Regions from separate parts of the Homo sapiens genome. Here region 2 is linked to region 1. A link is a contact called in ENCODE Hi-C data. All regions are on one chromosome and are shown on one strand. The core of a region is the stretch at or near the end of the contact, and the rest is flanking DNA. Distances in the headings are between cores, read along the strand shown.

Region 1 (6,006 bases), core at 3,216-5,715:
GTAATCCCTGTACTTTGGGAGGCCAAGGCGGGCGGATCACCTGAGGTCAGGGGTTCAAGACCAGCTTGGCCAACATGGTGAAACTCCATCTCTAGTAAAAATACAAAAGTTAGCCAGGCGTGGTGGCACGTGCCTGTAATCCCAGCTACTCGGGAGGCTGAGGCAGGAGAACCGCTTGAACCCAGGAGGCGGAGGTTGCAGTGAGCCAAGATCGTGCCACCGCACTCCAGCCTGGGCGACAGAGCAAAACTCGTCCTGCCCTCCTAACCAAAAAACAAACAAACAAACAAACAAACAAACAAAAAAAACCAAAAAAAAAAAACCCTTGTGTTGGAACATTAAAATATAAGAAAATCTAGAGCAAAAATACCAACTATATATGTCAGGAGAAAAACCACAAGTTCATAAATATATTCCCCCAATTGAGGTATATTTAAAAAATACCTCAATTGGCCAGTCGCGGTGGCTCACGTCTGTAATCCCAGCACTTTGGGAGGCCAAGGTGGGCAGATCACAAGGTCAGGAGTTCGAGACCAGCCTGGCCAATATGGTGAAACCCCATCTTTACTAAAAATACAAAAATTAGCCAGGCGTGGTGGAGAGCGCCTGTACTCCCAGCTACTTGGGAGGCTGAGGTAAGAGAATTGCTTGAAACCAGGAGGTGGAGGTTGCAGTGAGCCGAGAGTGCACCACTGCATTCCAGCCTGGGCGACAGAGTGAGACTCCGTCTCAAAAAAATAAAAAAATAAAAAATAAATAAATAAAAATACCTCAATTGATAAAAAGAGAAATGAATTGCTGGATTATCTGGGAAACTTTCATGTTTGAGGCTGAGAAAAAAAAATGAAAGAAAAATAGATACAGAAGTGTTATTACTTTCTTATATTGGACATCAGAACTTCAATTTATTATGTAAACTAGATACTTTCTGAAATCAATGGGCCATAGGTTTTAGAAATCTTTGTGTTAAAGAAAAACCTGTCCAGTTCTAGGCAGTGGCACAAAATTCTAGGCCCTCATTGGTTTGGGTTTGACAGAAGACTTTTTATTCTCTAATTTGTCATCCACTCTATGGTAAATGAAGAGAACAGGAGGCTGGCTGGTGATTTGCTCTATTTCTAATCCACCATGGCCATGGAAAAATTAATGTACATATAATATAATTCCATAAATGCAGATGCCTCATTTGACCTACTACTATATTAAGGCTCACTACATGTTCACTAACCTCAAAGATATCCAACCAGCCTAGTATTTCCAGATCATTTAATTATTAAGCTATTTCTTAAAATCATTTCTGATTTTAAATTAAGTTTATCAAATGATATACAAGGAGCTATCCATTTAACATCTATCAATGAGCCCATCCAATTACAGGGCCTGTGAAATAGAACAATAAATATGTGTAAACATGCATAATAGCTGAAACAGGAACGTAACAGACGAAAAGGGGGGATTGCTGGATAACCTTTAAGTATTAACAAAAGTTTCTGATGCAACATAACCTACAGACTTTTTACTACAACCTTTCATTTTCATTGCATTTCCTATCTAATTAGACAGCAATCAAACCCAGAAGTATAACGTCAGACAGGCCTGGGATAAAATGAGGGCTCCACCACTTAAAGCTATTTAACTGAGGACAAATTATACTTAACCTCTTTGGGTTTTTGGTTTCCTCTATAAAAGTTAACATTCTCATGAGGCTCTGTTGTGAGAATTATAAAATAATGCATATAAAGCACATGGCCTAGCACCACAGGCCTTCAGCAGAAGTTGGTTATGAATTTAGGCTAAGTATCCATCCCAGTTTGTCGGGGACAATCAAGGTTTGCACCTGCTGTCCAGGAATTATTAATGTTCCTTTTGTTCTTAAAAGTGTCTTGGTTAGGCAATAAATTATGTGGTTACCCTAATGATGATGATAATAATAATGAAAGGAGTCAATATCAATTAAAAGTATCATGTATCAATTATGAATTTTTGAATCTTAAAGGAAAAAAATCAACCACCACACACAAAGTAACGTAAAATTATACTCTCGTAAGCTATTCTGATATTTCATTTAGTTATCCAATGAACATTTAAATGTTATTTTACTTATACTCATGCCATTCCAACAATGATATAAGACAACAAATTTTTTGTTGTTGTTGTTCTATACAGGTATTGGTAAACTTCAGACATTATTTTAAAGAGTCAAATTCACAGATAAAGCACTGGTGAGTTCCAGGTATCCAGAAACATTACCCTTTTAATTCCCAGTGAAAAGTACCCATTCTTATCATGAAGAATACCCAACACCATCTAACATCTATCAATGAGCCCATCCAATTACAGGGCCTGCAAAATAGAACAATAAATATTTGTAAACATGCATTCTACACATAAATCATCAGGAGACGCAACAAAAAATAAATTACCTGACTGTTATGACATAGTATTGAAATACAATAAACTGGATTTTAGTTTTCTTCACTCTGCTCTAGAAAAAAAAAGAATCCATTATTCTTCCTCTTTAAAAAGATACACATTTTCTTTGAATTAGACACAACCTAAAAAAAAAAATACAGACACACCATAACCCAACCTAATTCAATATTAGTATTAGGGCATTTGGGGAGAGCAAGAAGGTCAGAGGGGACCAGGAGTTAGATAAAAGATGTCTTCTAAGACTGAGAGACAATTTACGTTTTATTATAAGCTTGCTTAAAATAAGCCTTTCCTTATCAGACCAGTAATTATTTTCAGATTCTGATAGTCACTTTCAAGGACTTATCTGGCACATTACACTAGCCTAAGGTAGGAACTAAAGTATTAAAATTCATCAGAACATCATGGACTAAAAAAATCTTTGTAACATTTTTCAGTAAGTGGAGTGTGTCCTAAAATCAAGTTTTAAAAAGTGGATTGGTCTTTCTAGCTACCTAAGCTATATTTCTACAGTTTAGAAAAGTCATGGGGGGGGAGGGGTTATAATTGTGCCAGTCCTCCAGGGAAGATACAATGTACTTAATGGGGTGATAAGTAGTTACTCTGTCTATAATCACGAAGAATGAAAGAAATGATTAGTAGCAGTAGGTTTATTATTTCTTCCCCCTTTCAATCAGTCCAAAACACTGCGGTTAATTCTGATTCAGGAAATGCGGGCTCCTTACTTCTGGCAAAAAATCATTGTGGGGTCTTGCAAATGGAAGATGACAATCTGATACAACTGCTTCCTCTTGCCCCAAAATGAAAAAAAAAATGACCTCAATAACAAGACTGCTAGGCCTCAGATTCCCAGACTAACCTGTGGAATAAGTATGGTGAAACTGTCTAGGGAAGGAACGTGGCTGTCTCCTCCATCTTGAAATTAATCAGCATAAGGGAAAAAGGGACCGAGTATTCAGGAAGCAGAAGCCCAACCGGTTAATACTAGTTACTAAGCTATGGCATGCGTGGCAGGTACCGTCTGCAGAAGCAGAGACCCCCCTAGGCTTTTTTTTTTTTTTTTAATGGGGGAGGGATTGAGTTGTTGGTGGATTAAACACAAATTAACTTGAAAATTTGGCCCAATTCCATCCCTTATCCAGGAGAACACAACAAACACCTAACGGCTTTTCCCTCTCTTTTGCGGGGGGATCCTTCCAGTGATACCTGGCAAAGGATATGCCAGGGTTATTCGAGCAAGGGAGTAAACCACATTTGCCTCAGATCCTCAGGGAAGATGTCATCGCGGCCCCAGGGGGCGCCTAATTGGTAATACCCTGCAGAAGGGCTCAAAATGAGGTTTTGGAAATCTAAAGGCCCAAGAGTTGCCAGCATCTCACTTGGGGCAGCCTGATTTTTTACTTCCCTTTTCCCAAACCCAAGCCCGCCATGGAAAACGCGGGGAGGTCAGGGAAGCCTCCAGAGAACAGAGAAGAAAAAGCCTGAGACGTTCTAAGATTCTGACGCCTGAGGCCAAAACTCAAAAACTGCCTCCCCCGATTTCCTAAGGCTCCGGAGGGCCTGGGCTGCAGCTCGCGCGGCCACCGAGAGGAAGTACTACCCACCTCCTTCCCCTTCAAAGAGCCTGTCGACTATACCACTCAACTAAAATGGCAGCGGCGACTACGCCACGGAGCCCCCCGCAGCAACGGGCCTGGGGTCCGGAGGCGGCGCTGAGCCTCTGCCACGACGCGTCACTCGGGCCATTTTGAGAGAACGCGGCAGCCGCGGCTCCGCTGTCTTCCTCTCGCTCTACATCATTTCTCACAGGATTCCCAAGTCTTCACTTACTAGGTTTTAGGGTCAGGATCCGACTCGGTTGGTTCGGCCGCCGCCGCCGAGGCTGCTCCGCACCTCCCTGGCCGCCGCTCTCAAGCCCGCCTCCAATGAGTAGCTGGTTGAGACCCGCCTCTAGCCCAGCGCCTGCTCGGAGACGTTGCTCAGGCAGCCATTATCTTCCCCATTGTTACCAAGCAGCGACAGGAAACGACTGCCCACAACAGGAAGTGATGATGCCGCGTCCCGGCACCGCAGCCCCACTCCCAGCCTATTAGCCAATCCCAGTCGATTCCTCGAAAAGGCTCCGCGGGAGGAGGAGGGGGACGGCAGACGACGCGGCAAGGCGGGCGGCGGTTTGGAAAAGGAAAGCTGTTATGACGCCCACCATGTGACAGGCCCCACCCTCCTCCGCCATTTTGAATTGTGGCGAGAAATTTGCGTTCTGAGAATTGTGGGAACCTTCGCTTTCCCATTTTGAAAACTGAAGGACGTCACGGTCTGACTGCTTGAAGACATTTTCAGAGAGAGAGAAATGTGATATTAGTCTACCCTGACATCACATCAGTTCACACAATCCGTGCAGACCAGTTCAAAAAGTAGCCTGCGTTTTATTCAACATGTATTTACACAGTGCCAACTGCATGTCAAGCACCATTGTAGCTGCTTAGGAAATTAAAATAGACCAAAATTAAGAAAGAAAACAGGCCACGTTCGGTGGCTCACGCCTGTAATCCCAGCACTTTGGGAAGCCGAAGCGGGCGGATCACCTGAGGTCAGGAGTTCGAGACCAGCCTGGCCAACATGGTGAAACCCAGTCTCTACTAAAAATACGAAAATTAGCCGGGCGTGGTGGCGGGCGCCTGTAATCTCTGCTAATCGGGAGGCTGAGGCAGGAGAATAGCTGAACCCAGGAGGCGAAGATTGCAGTGAGCCGGGATCTCGCCACTGCACTCTAGCCTGGGTGACAGAGCAAGGCTGTGTCTCAAAAAAAAAAAAAAAAAAAAAAAGAAAACAGATCAAAATCCCAGTTCTCTTGAGTCTTTATAGGGGCCAGGGACAATAATTTAGAAAAAATCAAACATAAATACATATCATGTTAGTGATAAATGCCAAGGAGAAAAATCAAGGAAGGGGGACAGAAGAGTTCCTTGTAGGGACAAACGGATTCGTGATGTTTAAAAGACTGATAACTTTGAGGCATTAACTCTAAAGTATTCGAAAAAGGGCGGTGATTGTAAAAGGGTGGGAAAATCTGATAACGTTGGGATTTGTAAAAGGGCAGTTAAAGAAGGCCTTTCTTAGGTAGTAATGCCTGAAAGAATTGAGGGAACTCGCCACACAGCATGCCACTCCCATTGTCACAGTTAAAGGAAAACCTTACCCAAGTTTTTAGATTCTTTTCCTTTTCCCAATTTTTCTGTTTTCCAATAGCATGCCAGCTATGCTGGCTTTGTTACGGTTTTTCCAACAAAGCTAACTTCTTCCTACTTCAACTACTTTACCTTTGCTGGAATATTTTACTTTCATATCTTTGCTTTCATCATCCAAGCCTCGCAATTATTAACTTCCTAGAGAAGCCTTCCCTGACCACCCTACCTAAAATAACTTCTTCCTGAAGGCGGAAAAAGGTCTGAGGAAAAAAAAAAAAAGAAAAAAGTAATAACGACTTCTCCCATCTCCTTACCTGCTTACTTTTCTTGTAAAACACTTAATCTGAAAGTAAGTTATTTATTTGTTTGTTTACTTCACCCTTTC
Region 2 (5,586 bases), core at 3,032-5,531, 6.6 Mb after region 1:
TGCTTCTGCTGAGGGGGTATTTGCTGATCAAGAAAATTCAGCTACTTTTGGTGTGGCAAATGAAAATAACTCACCTGGAGACTCTTAGTTCTGAGTGAGGGGTGAGAGCATAGCAGTGTCCACTTGAGAAGGGAAAGGGATGTCATACTACGGTAGTATAAGACAAATTATGTTCATTTTGCAAAATGAAAAAAAAAAAACAGAAGAAAGAGTCTCCTGTTGCATAGGCCGAAAAGTGCAATAGCAGTAGCCCTGATGTTGGCAATGAGGAGGGTGACTAGATCATGCTGACTTACTTTTGCCTGATTATTTGTATAAAGATTTTGAGTTGTGTCTAGCAAAGGCAAGAGTTGGATAAGTGGAGAGGGCAGAAAAGGTTATGAGAATGTGGGGAGAAGGTGAAGAAAGAAACAGGAAGAGCAAAGGCATGAGAGTGATCATAAGCATGATGATTGCAGCAGGTAGTCAACAATGATTACGTACATAGGGAAGTTAGTTTGGGGGAGCACTAAGTAAGATTGTATGAATAGTGTGGGCCTAGATTATGGTGAAAACTGTTTAGCAACATAATTTAGGTTTAGTTCGATAGTCAATGGAGAGCTAATTTAAGTATTTCTGCCTACGTTGTCTTCAGTAATATAAGAAAGTGGTGTTTTAGGATGAAAAAATTGCTAACTTTTTTTTTAGTACTTTCACTCTTCCAGGCAGTGAGTTAACAGTAATAGTTAAGAAGGTGGCCTCTGGAGGCTAGCAGCATCCTGATACCAAAGCCTGGCAGAGACACAACAACAAAAAAGGAGAATTTTAGGCCAATATCTCTGATGAACATCGATGTGAAAATCCTCAGTAAAATACTGGCAAACAGAATCTAGCAGTACATCAAAAAGCTTATCCACCACGATCAAGTTGGCTTCATCCCTGGGATGCAAGGCTAGTTCAATATATGCAAATCAATTAATGTAATCCATCACATAAACAGAACTAATGACAAAAACCACACGATTATCTCAATAGATGCAGAAAAGGCCTTCGAAAAAATTTAACAGCCCTTCATGCTAAAAACTCTCAATAAACTAGGTATTGATGGAACATATCTCAAAATAATGAGAGCTATTTATGACAAACCCACAGCCAATATAATACTGAATGGACAAAAACTGGAAGCATTCCCTTTGAAAACTGGCACAAGACAAGGATGCCCTCTCTCACCAATCCTATTTAACATAGTGTTGGAAGTTCTGGCTAGGGCAATCAGGCAAGAGAAAGAAAGAATGGGTATTCAATTAGGAAAAGAGGAAGTCAAATTGTCCCTGTTTGCACATGACATGATTGTATACTTAGAAAATCCCATTGTTTCAGCCCAAAATCTCCTTAAGCTGATAAGCAACTTCAGCAAAGTCTCAGGGTACAAAATCAATGTGCAAAGATCACAAGCATTCCTATACACCAATAACAGACAAACAGAGAGCCAAATCATGAGTGAACTCCCATTCACAATTGCTACAAATAGAATAAAATACCCAGGAATCCAACTTACAAGGGATGTGAAGGACCTCTTCAAGGAGAACTACAAACCACTGCTCAATGAAATAAAAGAGGACACAAACAAATGGAAGAACATTCCGTGCTCATGGATAGGAAGAATCAATATCGTGAAAATGGCCATACTGTCCAAAGTAACTTATAGATTCAATGCTATCCCCATCAAGCTACCAATGACTTTCTTCACAGAATTGGAAAAAACTACTTTAAAGTTCATATGGAACCAAAAAAGAGCCCACATGGCCAAGACAATCCTAAGCAAAAAGAACAAAGCTGGAGGCATCATGCTACCTGACTTCAAACTATACTACAAGGCTACAGTAACCAAAACAGCATGGTAGTGGTACCAAAACAGATATATAGACCAATGGAACAGAACAGAGGTCTCAGAAATAACACCACACATCACAACCATCTGACCTTTGACAAACCTGACAAAAACAAGCAATGGGGAAAGGATTCCCTATTTAATAAACGGTGCTGGGAAAACTGGCTAGCCATATGTAGAAAGCTGAAACTGGATCCTTTCCTTACACCGTATACAAAAATTGACTCAAGATGGATTAAAGATTTAAATGTAAGACCTAACACCATAAAAACCCTAGAAGAAGACCTAGGCAATGCCATTCAGGACATAGGCATGGGCAAAGATTCATGACTAAAACACTGAAAGCAATGGCAACAAAAGCCAAAATAGACAAATGGGATCTAGTTAAACTAAAGAGCTTCTGCACAGCAAAAGAAACTATCATCAGAGTGAACAGGCAACCTACAGAATGGGAGAAAATTTTTGCAATCTACTCATCTGACAAAGGGCTAATATCCAGAATCTACGAAGAACTTAAACAAATTTACAAGAAAAAAACAACCCCATCAAAATGTGGGCAAAGGATATGAACAGACATTTCTCAAAAGAAGACATTTATGCAGCCAACAGACATATGCAAAAATGCTCATCATCACTGGTCATGAGAGAAATGCAAATCAAAACCACAATGAAATACCATCTCATGCTAGTTAGAATGGCAATCATACAACAGATGCTGGAGAGGGTTTGGAGAAATAGGAATGCTTTTATACTGTTGGTGGGAGTGTAAATTAGTTCAACCATTGTGGAAGACAGTGTGGCGATCCCCCAAGGATCTAGACTAGAAATGTCATTTGACCCAGCAATCTCATTACTGAGCATATACCCAAAGGATTATAAATCTTTCTATAATAAAGACACATGCACATGTATGTTTATTGCAGCACTATTCATAATAGCAAAGACTTGGAACCAACTCAAATGTCCCAGTGATAGACTGGATTAAGAAAATGTGGCACATGTACACCATGGAATACTATGCAGCCATAGAAAAGGATGAGTTCATGTCCTTTGCAGGGACATGGATGAAGCTGGAAACCATCATTCTAAGCAAACTATCACAAGGACAGAAAACCAAACACCACATGTTCTCACTCATATGTGGGAGTTGAACAATGAGAACACATGGACACAGGACAGGGAACATCACACCCCGGGGCCAGTCGGGGGGTGGGGGGCTGGAGGAGTGATAGCATTAGGTGAAATACCTAATGTAAACAACGAGTTGATGGGTGCAGCAAACCAACATGGCACATGTATACCTATGTAACAAACCTGCACGTTGTGCACATGTACCCTAGAATTTAAAGTATAATTAAAAAAAAATAAGAAGGTGGCCTCTGGAGTTCCTAACTCTGGAATGTACTAACCATATGATTTTAGGAAAACTATTTTTCTGAGTTTCAGTTTCTTCATCTGTAAAATTAATGTAATAGTACCCACCTCTTGAGGTTGTTTTAAGGACAACATGTAAAGAGATTAATTTGGAATTAGTATTTAAGACAGATTGGAGAAGGGAAAACCTGTGGGTAGGGAACAGTTAACAAAGCTATTGTAAGCACTGAGCCTAGGCAAAGACAGTAAACCACTAGACTGGAGACAGTGGAAAAACAGCAAAGGAAAAGAAGTAGGACAAGCGACTGACTCCTCTCCACTCTCATTCATCTTGCAAATTCCTTTTTTTCTGTTCATTTAACATAATCTGGGAACCTAAAACTACACTTTGAAGTATATGGTCTGTCTCTGGACATTATTAACTGTTTGCTCATTTCCTTAGAGCTACAAATAACCATCTGATCTCTCTCTTCACCATTTCAACATCTGCAATATGTTCTCCCAAATCCCTTACTTCAGTCAGTTAAAAAGCAAAACAAAACAAAAATCATCCATCTTTTTACACAATATTTTCAATCTTTTCTTTGTAATTTATTCCTTCATTCTTAAACTTGCCAATCAGGCCTCCTGCAAATTCCCACGGAAGCAGGGTTCCCTAATTTAACAAAACACAAAATTCAAAAAGAAAACCAATCCTGCCATTTCTGGGCTTAAGGAAACCTGAAACTTTCCTTCAAAACTCTGCAGCATTGCTCAGTACTTTAGTGCCTAATTCCTACAACGAGCTAAGATCAGAAAAATCACTACGTAATAGGAATCTTAAAATGCGCAAGGCTTTGAGAACATGGGTTTTCAACATACAGCTTGCTCTTTCAGGATCTGTCTTCTTATTTGCATATATTTCTGAGCAGGAAGTTATGCGCAGTACTTTTAGTCTCCGCGTGAAAAGGTCCTTCATGCTAATCTAATTCAATTCAGTTCTCCTTTTTCTTTCTTCTTCTCCTCGCCCTCTTCTCAGGGAAGGAATCGTCAAAAATCAATGTTTCAACAGATCTCGCGGTGCTATTCGAGATTCCCTATTAAAAAAAAATAGAATTGATGCAAACAGCCTGTTCCTTCCGGGGTTTTGGGCTGGAACTGCAGCGCTTAGAGAGCTCGGTGGAAGCTGCTAAAGGCGGAGGCGGGGCTCTGGCGAGTTCTCCTTCCACCTTCCCCCACCCTTCTCTGCCAACCGCTGTTTCAGCCCCTAGCTGGATTCCAGCCATTGCTGCAGCTGCTCCACAGCCCTTTTCAGGACCCAAACAACCGCAGCCGCTGTTCCCAGGATGGTGATCCGTGTATATATTGCATCTTCCTCTGGCTCTACAGCGGTAAGGAGAGTGGGGAGTCCACCTTTGTTGTTTTCCTACACACCAGTCCTCTGCTGCCCCAGAACCATTAAAATGCAGAAGTTCCTCTGGCAGCTTCTCCTTTGGAAGACTCATGCATCCCCGATCCCACCCTTCTTCTTCCCTTTTTTCCCTTTGTTGCATCGATTTCATTTTTTTTTTTTTCCACATAGAGTTCAGCTTTGTTTGCTTCGTGACGTTGGGGGGCACATTTCTGCTTTGAAGGAAAACGAAAGCTACCAAGTTTTGGGAGATGGGAGATGGTGCTATACGGTCTTTAGGGTTACGTGAAGTCAAGTAAAATCGCACACTGGTGAGTTTCAAGAGTGAGACATTTGATGAATACGCCCTAAGTACTGAGACAAGGAGGAGTGCACTTCTGTAAAGGATGGGGGTACACATGCTGTAACTGGTGGGGATTGAGTGGAGGCCTACCGAGGCATTGTAATTATTCTGGGTGAGTGAGACCCTGGTAATAGAGTTATTTTGAGAGTGTGTAGAAGAAAGTGGTTAACTTGAGCTTGAAGGCCTGTTAGAACTAGACAAATTGGGAGGGGAAGTTGGTAACAATGACGTAAATTTTTTTTTAACTTAATATGACACGAGATTCAGTTTTCCCCCCATATTGTCCCTTATTTTGACTGTTTCTATTCTTTCAAAATATTTTACTTTTAAATTTCTCTCACTGCTTCAAGTATATTGAGAACTGGATAGGGAGCTCAGTGGCTTCTTGTGTAGTGGCAGCCTGAGTTGCTGCTGCTTCAAATGATAGGACTTTCTCTTTCATGGATTCACTTACTCTTAATTTAGAATAACAAATTTTCAGCAGCTGTCGGGAGAATATGATAAACTGGGGTGCAAGATGAGTGTATATCCATGATAAATGAAAGTGCTTCTGCTTTTTACAACTCAAGAGAAAGGCAGACAGTGGCAAGAACAGATGTGTGGGTTCAG

The links. Hi-C counts contacts between places; a loop is a spot of excess contacts on that map. Pooled maps may share reads with other maps.
Region 2: a pooled map shows a loop between it and region 1 (29-fold over the local background). The contact joins the promoter of HMGN5 here to the promoter of RLIM in region 1. A Hi-C loop is called at or near these places in 8 of 50 pooled maps.

The regions. Positions count from the first base shown.
Region 1 is chrX:74,610,159-74,616,164 of GRCh38, forward strand. It overlaps RLIM (ring finger protein, LIM domain interacting), which reads right to left and starts at 4,466. Exons shown (of 4, transcript NM_016120.4): 1 at 4,264-4,466. RefSeq lists an enhancer at 4,071-4,390.
Region 2 is chrX:81,197,632-81,203,217 of GRCh38, forward strand. HMGN5 (high mobility group nucleosome binding domain 5) reads right to left here and starts at 4,282. Exons shown (of 7, transcript NM_030763.3): 1 at 4,106-4,282. It overlaps SH3BGRL (SH3 domain binding glutamate rich protein like), which reads left to right and starts at 4,471. Exons shown (of 4, transcript NM_003022.3): 1 at 4,471-4,614. The coding sequence starts at 4,570. RefSeq lists enhancers at 4,127-4,376, 4,497-4,666.